Linked DNA regions of Mus musculus: region 1 is linked to region 2. The links are chromatin contacts, found by POLR2A ChIA-PET in ENCODE. All regions are on one chromosome and are shown on one strand. Each heading gives the region's core, a stretch centred on a gene start or an enhancer-like site at or near the end of the contact. The rest is flanking DNA. Distances are from core to core; before and after follow the strand shown. Region 1 holds the start of Ctdnep1 (CTD nuclear envelope phosphatase 1). Region 2 holds the start of 0610010K14Rik (RIKEN cDNA 0610010K14 gene).

Evidence for each region. ChIA-PET counts read pairs that join two places held with the same protein, here RNA polymerase II (POLR2A).
Region 1: POLR2A ChIA-PET joins it to region 2 with 10 read pairs in Patski. The contact joins the promoter of Ctdnep1 here to the promoter of 0610010K14Rik in region 2. POLR2A ChIA-PET finds 5 or more read pairs at or near these places in 3 of 5 experiments (Patski and embryonic stem cell).

Annotation. Positions count from the first base shown.
Region 1 is chr11:69,979,220-69,982,463 of GRCm38, reverse strand. It overlaps Ctdnep1 (CTD nuclear envelope phosphatase 1), which reads right to left and starts at 1,296. Exons shown (of 8, transcript NM_026017.2): 1 at 879-1,296. The coding sequence starts at 980. Elp5 (elongator acetyltransferase complex subunit 5) reads left to right here and starts at 1,229. Exons shown (of 9, transcript NM_018740.2): 1 at 1,229-1,257; 2 at 1,902-2,250; 3 at 2,405-2,465; 4 at 2,554-2,634. The coding sequence starts at 2,205.
Region 2 is chr11:70,236,052-70,239,393 of GRCm38, reverse strand. It overlaps 0610010K14Rik (RIKEN cDNA 0610010K14 gene), which reads left to right and starts at 1,480. Exons shown (of 6, transcript NM_145758.1): 1 at 1,480-1,610; 2 at 1,769-1,863; 3 at 2,416-2,517; 4 at 3,183-3,342. The coding sequence starts at 1,590. Rnasek (ribonuclease, RNase K) reads left to right here. Exons shown (of 3, transcript NM_173742.3): 2 at 380-456; 3 at 924-1,271. The coding sequence ends at 1,065. Gm40191 (a long non-coding RNA gene) reads right to left here and starts at 383. Exons shown (of 3, transcript XR_879979.3): 1 at 200-383.

The sequences.
Region 1 (3,244 bases), core at 47-2,546, 260 kb after region 2:
CTTTGATACCAGCACTGGGGAGGCAGAGGCAGGTGGATTTCTGAGTTCGAGGCCAGCCTGGTCTACAAAGTGAGTTCCAGGACAGCCAGGGCTGGGGGCAGGGGCGGCGGGGAGGAATGGTAGCTGAAACAATGTTTACCTTGGAGAAAAGCTTGAGGGAGAGAACCCAGAGATACCTGGGTTCATCCAAACAGTCTCTACACTCCAAGTATCCCTTCATAATCGCTAGAGTCGCCTGGAGAAACATGCCCACCTTCAGATGCAAGCTCTCCAGCTAACAGCCAGCTTGTCTAATGAGACACCCAACTTTAATGTGCATCTGACAACTAAAGATGCCTATTGGAAAAGCATCGTTTTCTGTCCCAGGGTCTTAATAATAAGCCCATACACACAAGCTAGAGAATTCCAGAGCCTTTTTGGAGGAGCTCCTTCACACCCAAGGCTTTTCCTCAAGTTCCAATTCCTGCTCCATATGCCCTTCTACCCACCCACACCACTGACAAAGGAGTCTGACTTTCAACAGGAGGGTCTTTCCAAAGCCCATATCAATAGTTCTGGCTACCAGCAAACAGGTGTTCCCGGCCTCTTCTTTCTTTAGCAACAACTCTAGCTTTCGTAAGGAGAGCACCATTCTAGCCCCCGAGAACTGCCAAATCCTATCCCATTTAGGCAGATTAAGAAAGAAAGCAAACCCAGTAAAAATCATGGTTCTTTTATTAAGGGCTGAACCTTGCTTAAAGGTGTCCTACTTCTCCAGCGGGTAAAGCTCTGGCCAAGGCTCCCTTCCTAGGCCCAAAGCAGAGGCCCAGCACTATCCAAAATTCCGCGAGCACCGCGGACAGAGGACCCCACCACTGGCAGCACCCAAGCAAACTCACCGTGCGGATCTGCCTCCGCAAAAGGTAAATAAAGAAGCTCCAGAGCTTGGCGGCGAAGGCCACGAACGTGCGCAGCCCCAGCAGACACTGCGTCCGCATCATCCCGATGACCCCGGCACCGCCGGCCCCGGGGCCCCCGCGGCCCAGCTCCGCCAGCCCCCCGGGGGCAGCCCCCCGCCGCAGGGAGGGGGAACGGGGGCCCCGAGCGGCAGGAGAGGCTGCAGAGATGAGCACGGAGTGGGTGGCTTAGAAAGCCACCCCCAGCGAAGGGAAAGCCCAGCGGAACCGGGAACTGGGGGACTGGCGTGGGCAGCCCGCGGGGGCCCACATGAGCGGGAAGTGGCACCGACGACTTCGCGTGGGCTGCAGGCCGAAACAGGTCGGGCTAGGACAGGGTCCTCTGAGACCAGGAGGGAAGGGGATGGAGAATTGGGGGAGGGGGCAGTGGGGGAGGGGGCTAGGGAAAAGGGAGGGAGGGAGATGGGAGGGGAAGGGGGAAGCGAAGGGTGGCCTTCTGCGCAGGCGCGCTAGGGGTCTGCCCCGGGAAGGGGGCGGGCGGGGGCGGCGGCGGCGCGCGGTGGGCCGCGGCGATTCTCGGGGGCCCCCTGGGCGCAGGAGCTGGGGAGGAGGGGGAGGGGGAGCCGAAGGGCACGGATCGCTGGGCCGGAGTGGCCTCCCCCTCCCCGAGGTCAGGATCGCTTAGCCGCTGAGGAGCGGGGCTGCAGCCTCTGCAGCTAGGCTTCCCACTCTGACAGGCGCCATTTTACCGCCCAAAGGGCTCCCTCCTCTCTTCCCTCCTCCTCTTCCCCTCTGACATTACTTCCGGTAGTGACGTGTATTCACTTCCCCGGGATTGCTGTTTCCCTCAATTCATTCTGAGGAGGGAGGGGAAAGTTAAGGAAAGCTCTCTGCTCTGACCCCGGGGTGCAGCGTTACGCACGCGCACTAGGTTACTGCGGGGCGGGACCTGGAGAGAAGCCAGGCGCCGTGTGGGCGGGGCCGAGTGACATCATTTATTCCCAGGTTCGAACCTTCTTCGGGATTGGAGCTCGTGAGACCTCTGTCCTTGTCCCCATCCCACTGATAACTGTTCCAACGGCCCTTCTGGCTCCAGTCATGGTGCAAGAGTAGATTAAGGATGTTGTCTCTAGGACTGTGTACAGAGACTCTGGAGCGGCCCCTCCGTGTAAGCCCCCTGAGAATACGGAGCATAAAAAAACCAGGCTCCTCTTTCCGGACTTTGCGGTCCTTTAAGGTTGGAAGCAATCGTAAGTGCCCCGCCTCCTCGGTGGTGACGACATCAGAAGGCGTCCTGAGGCGTCAGAGATGCTGGACTCGTTGTTGGCCATCGGTGGTTTGGTGCTTTTGCGAGGTGAGGGATCAAGGCATGCGGTGGTAGCCTTGGGCTTGGCTGAAGGAGCGGGAGCCTGGAGGACCCGCTGGGGATGGATACCCAGCTAGGGGTGGAAGTCGTGGTCGGAGCCCTGAGGGCTCAGTAGGTCTCACCCATCCTTGGCTCTCCCCAGATTCCGTGGAGTGGGAAGGGCGTAGTCTCCTGAAGGCTCTTATCAAGAAATCTGCACTTCGGTGAGTTAGCCCACAGTTTCTCCTCTCCTTCCCGGAAAGGGAGCCGGTACCCCCACTCTTCAATATATTTCCTTCATCTCTGCCTTAGTGGGGAGCAGGTCCACGTTCTGGGCTGTGAAGTGAGCGAAGAAGAGTTTCGCGAAGGTTTCGACTCTGATGTCAACAGCCGGTGAGTATACATTAAAACAGGTTTCATTCGGACTACAGCTGCTAAGGACGTCTCTTCAACAGACAGCACAGAATCTCATACTGTGGAGAAACTGGTATCGTAGGGTTTGGAACAGTAAAAATTAAAAGACTAGCGAGATGGGTTTTTTTTAGAGACTTTAGCACCAGCTTGCCGGCTTGACTGAAGGGACATGAATGAGGCTGTTGCTCACTCAACAAAAGAGAGCAGTAAACGCTTAGATAGTTTGCTGTATATACATAAGCATTCTGGCTTTAATGTTTGCACGTTAATGCATAGTCAACCAAGAAACACTTGAGTTTCTTCTAAAGTTGATGTCATCATCTTTTATATAAGTGTCCTTGGAGTTGGTTTGTTCTAGGCCTTATTATAAGGCTCAAGACTATAGATGCTAGAATTGAACTGAAAACACAAGGCAGGATAAAGGAACATACTAATTCCAAAGAGTAGTAGGCTAAATTAACCTTTGGATAGAACTTTTTTGCCCATTTTATTTTATTTTTCTCAGAAAAGGACATTTTGTTTTTTGGTTGTTGTTTTTTTTTTTTTTTAATTGATCTCATTATGGGGCGGATCTCATTATGTGGTGTAG
Region 2 (3,342 bases), core at 231-2,730:
GAGTTGAATGGAGGCGAGGGTGAAGTGTGCTTGCCCCCGAAAACGGTAGCTGAGGCCTTGCTTCCCCAGGGCCCTCAAGGCCGCCACTTCCAGAAATATGAAGTGTTTCATCTCCATCTGCTCCCATGATAATGACGCGCCTCGGAGAGCTGTTTGCCATATACCTCCCTATACCCAGTCACTCTTCCCAAGGTCCTACCTCACGCCCTGTTCCACATGGCTGAGTCCGAATCCAGATACAACCACCAGATACAACTAGCCCTTTCTAGTTCATCTCTGGCGCAAGTGTTGGGCCAACATTAGACAGGGGAGGAGCCTAGGGAGCGACCAAAGAAGTAAGGTAAGAATTTGACAACCTATCTATTCCTTACTCTTCCAGATAATGCTCGGGATATTTTTCAATGTCCATTCTGCTGTGTTAATTGAGGACGTTCCCTTCACAGAGAAAGATTTTGAGTAAGTGGTCGGGTACTTGGGCGAGTTGGGCGTGGATGAGGAGTAGCATGGTTTGGGTTTATGGGGAGGACACTTCTGAAGACTGGACATTTGTGGCCCTAGGTTGGGGACTTCAAGAAGAGGGCTGCTCTCTACAAAGTAGTTGGGTGGCAGCACGCAGGGTCCTAGTTTCAATCCCCAGCGCGAGAGACAGAGACACAGAAAGGCATGTACTTAGGAGCAGTCTTGCAAGCCACGTTTCCATGGCTACCCAAGCCCACCAGCTTAGATGTGGCCTCTTCCAATATTTTGCCTTCCTGCTCCTTGGTCTACCTCTGTAAAATGGTTACCATGATAGAATTCATTTGGTATGCTTCTTGGGAAGACTAATAGGAGTTAAAGTGCTTTAGCATGGTGTCTGATGCATAGAACTTGCATATTGGATGCTCTGAATGGCTGACATTTCCCTGCTCGCTCGCCACCTTCAGGAACGGTCCTCAGAACATATACAACCTGTACGAGCAAGTCAGCTACAACTGTTTCATCGCCGCGGGCCTCTACCTCCTCCTCGGAGGCTTCTCCTTCTGCCAAGTTCGTCTCAACAAGCGCAAGGAATACATGGTGCGCTAGAGCGCGGTCCGCCTCTCCCTCCCCAGCCCCCTTCTCTATTTAAAGACTCCGCAGACTCCGTCCCACTCATCTGGCGTCCTTTGGGACTTGTGACCCTAGCGAGACGTCATCCCTGGCCCTGCAAAACTGCGCCCAGCCTCTGGAGGAGACCGAGGGTGACCGCGCCCCGTTCTGAACTACAATAAAAAGAAGCGGTTCCCCCTAAGCTTGCTGTCTGTGCTTTCAGGGAGGGGCGGGCCCGGGCTGGAAGGGGCTGAGACCGGCCTCATCGAGGAGTCCGGACCCTCCGACGGAAGTGGAATGAAGCTAGCCGGAAGTGAAGCAACGTCTTCCACCTCGTCTTCCTCCGCGCGGCGAGGCCCCTTGAGTGACTGGGGAGAGGTCGGGTCTCGGCCAATCAGCTGCAGGGAGGGCGGGACTTCCTGCGCGGGAGCCCGAGCGGCCGGCTGCCGGGCTCTCCGTGGTTTCCAGCTCGCGTGGTGGTGGTGGCGGCGGAGCGTCTCCGTGAGGAGGTGCGCGGGGCCATGACGTCAGCGTCCACCAAGGTTCGACCTCCCTCGCGGACTGCGCTCCCTGGCGGCCACGGGAGGGTGGGCCCCCTGCCTGGCTCCCGGCTGGTGCGCGCTGGGCGGGGGGCGGGCGGATCCGAGGCTGGGGTGGGACGGCGCGCTGCCGGCCCCCCGTAATGCTGCTCCGCCCCCAGGTTGGAGAGATCTTCTCCGCGGCCGGCGCCGCCTTCACGAAGCTCGGGGAGTTGACGATGCAGCTGCATCCAGTCTCGGACTCTTCCCCTGCCGGGTACGTGAGACCAGCCTAGGACCTGGACTCCGAGATCAGACGCTTGGACTCAAGTCACAGACACGACCCTCTCTAGAGCAGGGAGATAGAGTAATTCCCCTGTGCCTGGCCCAGCTCAGTGTAGGTGGTAATTGTTGAATTAGTGGATGACAGGTAAAGAGACTACCGAGGCCACAGCCCTCCACTGCAAACCGACAGAATGTCTGCCACCTACCCCAAGCCCTGTGGACTCCCTCAAACTGCTGCCACACATCTTTCAAGGGTTGTGTTTGTAAGGCCCCTACTTGTTTCATTGGTTTCCGTTGGGTTGTTTATGGAAGCTGTTACATGATGAAGTGATGTTTTCAAGTGGCCCTGGATGTAATTTCATGTGGCCAGCGATTTGTCCCCAGGGCTTTTTTTTTTTTAAAAGGAGGTCCTTTTTATGAATCTTTGAAAGGTGCCCCTAGAGACTAGGGGGAAGAGGCTGCTGGCTGTGGACGGAATAGCCTGTGGGCTGGTTCCACACATCCCTCTTCCACTTTTGTTATCACCCTTCTCCCCTTCCGACAGTGCCAAGTGGACGGAGACGGAGATAGAGATGCTGAGGGCTGCTGTGAAGCGCTTTGGGGACGATCTTAATCACATCAGCTGTGTCATCAAGGAACGGACAGTGTGAGGGAGGGTGGCTGGCAGAGAAAGGGGAGGGTGGGCAACTTTCTTCCTCCTGACCCATTGTTCTCTCTCAGAACTCCCAGCTCAGCATCTTTCCTACTTTGTTCCTAGTTTTGTTAGCATTTCCTTGAAGACTGAGAGACTGTCACTGTGGCAGTTGGTCGGAAGATCAGGAAATGCAGTGGTCACTAGGGCCTGCAGAGAACTTTATTTTCATGGTGCCCAGATACTCAGTGGTTGTGTTTGATGATAAGAGTTCCCTAGCTATTTATGTAAATCCTTTGAAACTGGCATGTCCAGGGGATGCATTCTGAACTAATTAGTTGGTCAGGTTCTATGACAGTCTCAGTCTACCTTTATGTCACCACAACATACCTGGTGGTCCTACAAAACCATGCATCTCTCCCAGAGGATCATGAAAAGGGCCTTTCTGGCCACTCAGTTCAGGGACTCCATTCATCTTAATCTATTAGCCCTAAGTGGATGCAAAAGTTCTGAACGTGGGGGGGGGGGGGAGGACCCTTATTACACATGAACTGGGGCCTTGACCTGGATATCTACAAAGGAACTCCTAGAATTCCTTCAGAGTGGCCCATTATTCCCTCCCCTCCCCTCTTCCCTCGGCTTCTCTGATGACACCCTAATCTGCTCTCTCTCATCTTCAGGGCTCAGATAAAGACCACTGTGAAGCGAAAAGTGTATGAAGACTCCGGCATCCCCCTTCCAGCTGAGTCACCCAAGAAAGGACCCAAGAAGATGACGTCCGGTGTCCTCTCACCTCCAAACGCCCCTCCACCCAGCAGCTCCAGTGTCCCTGAAGCTGGG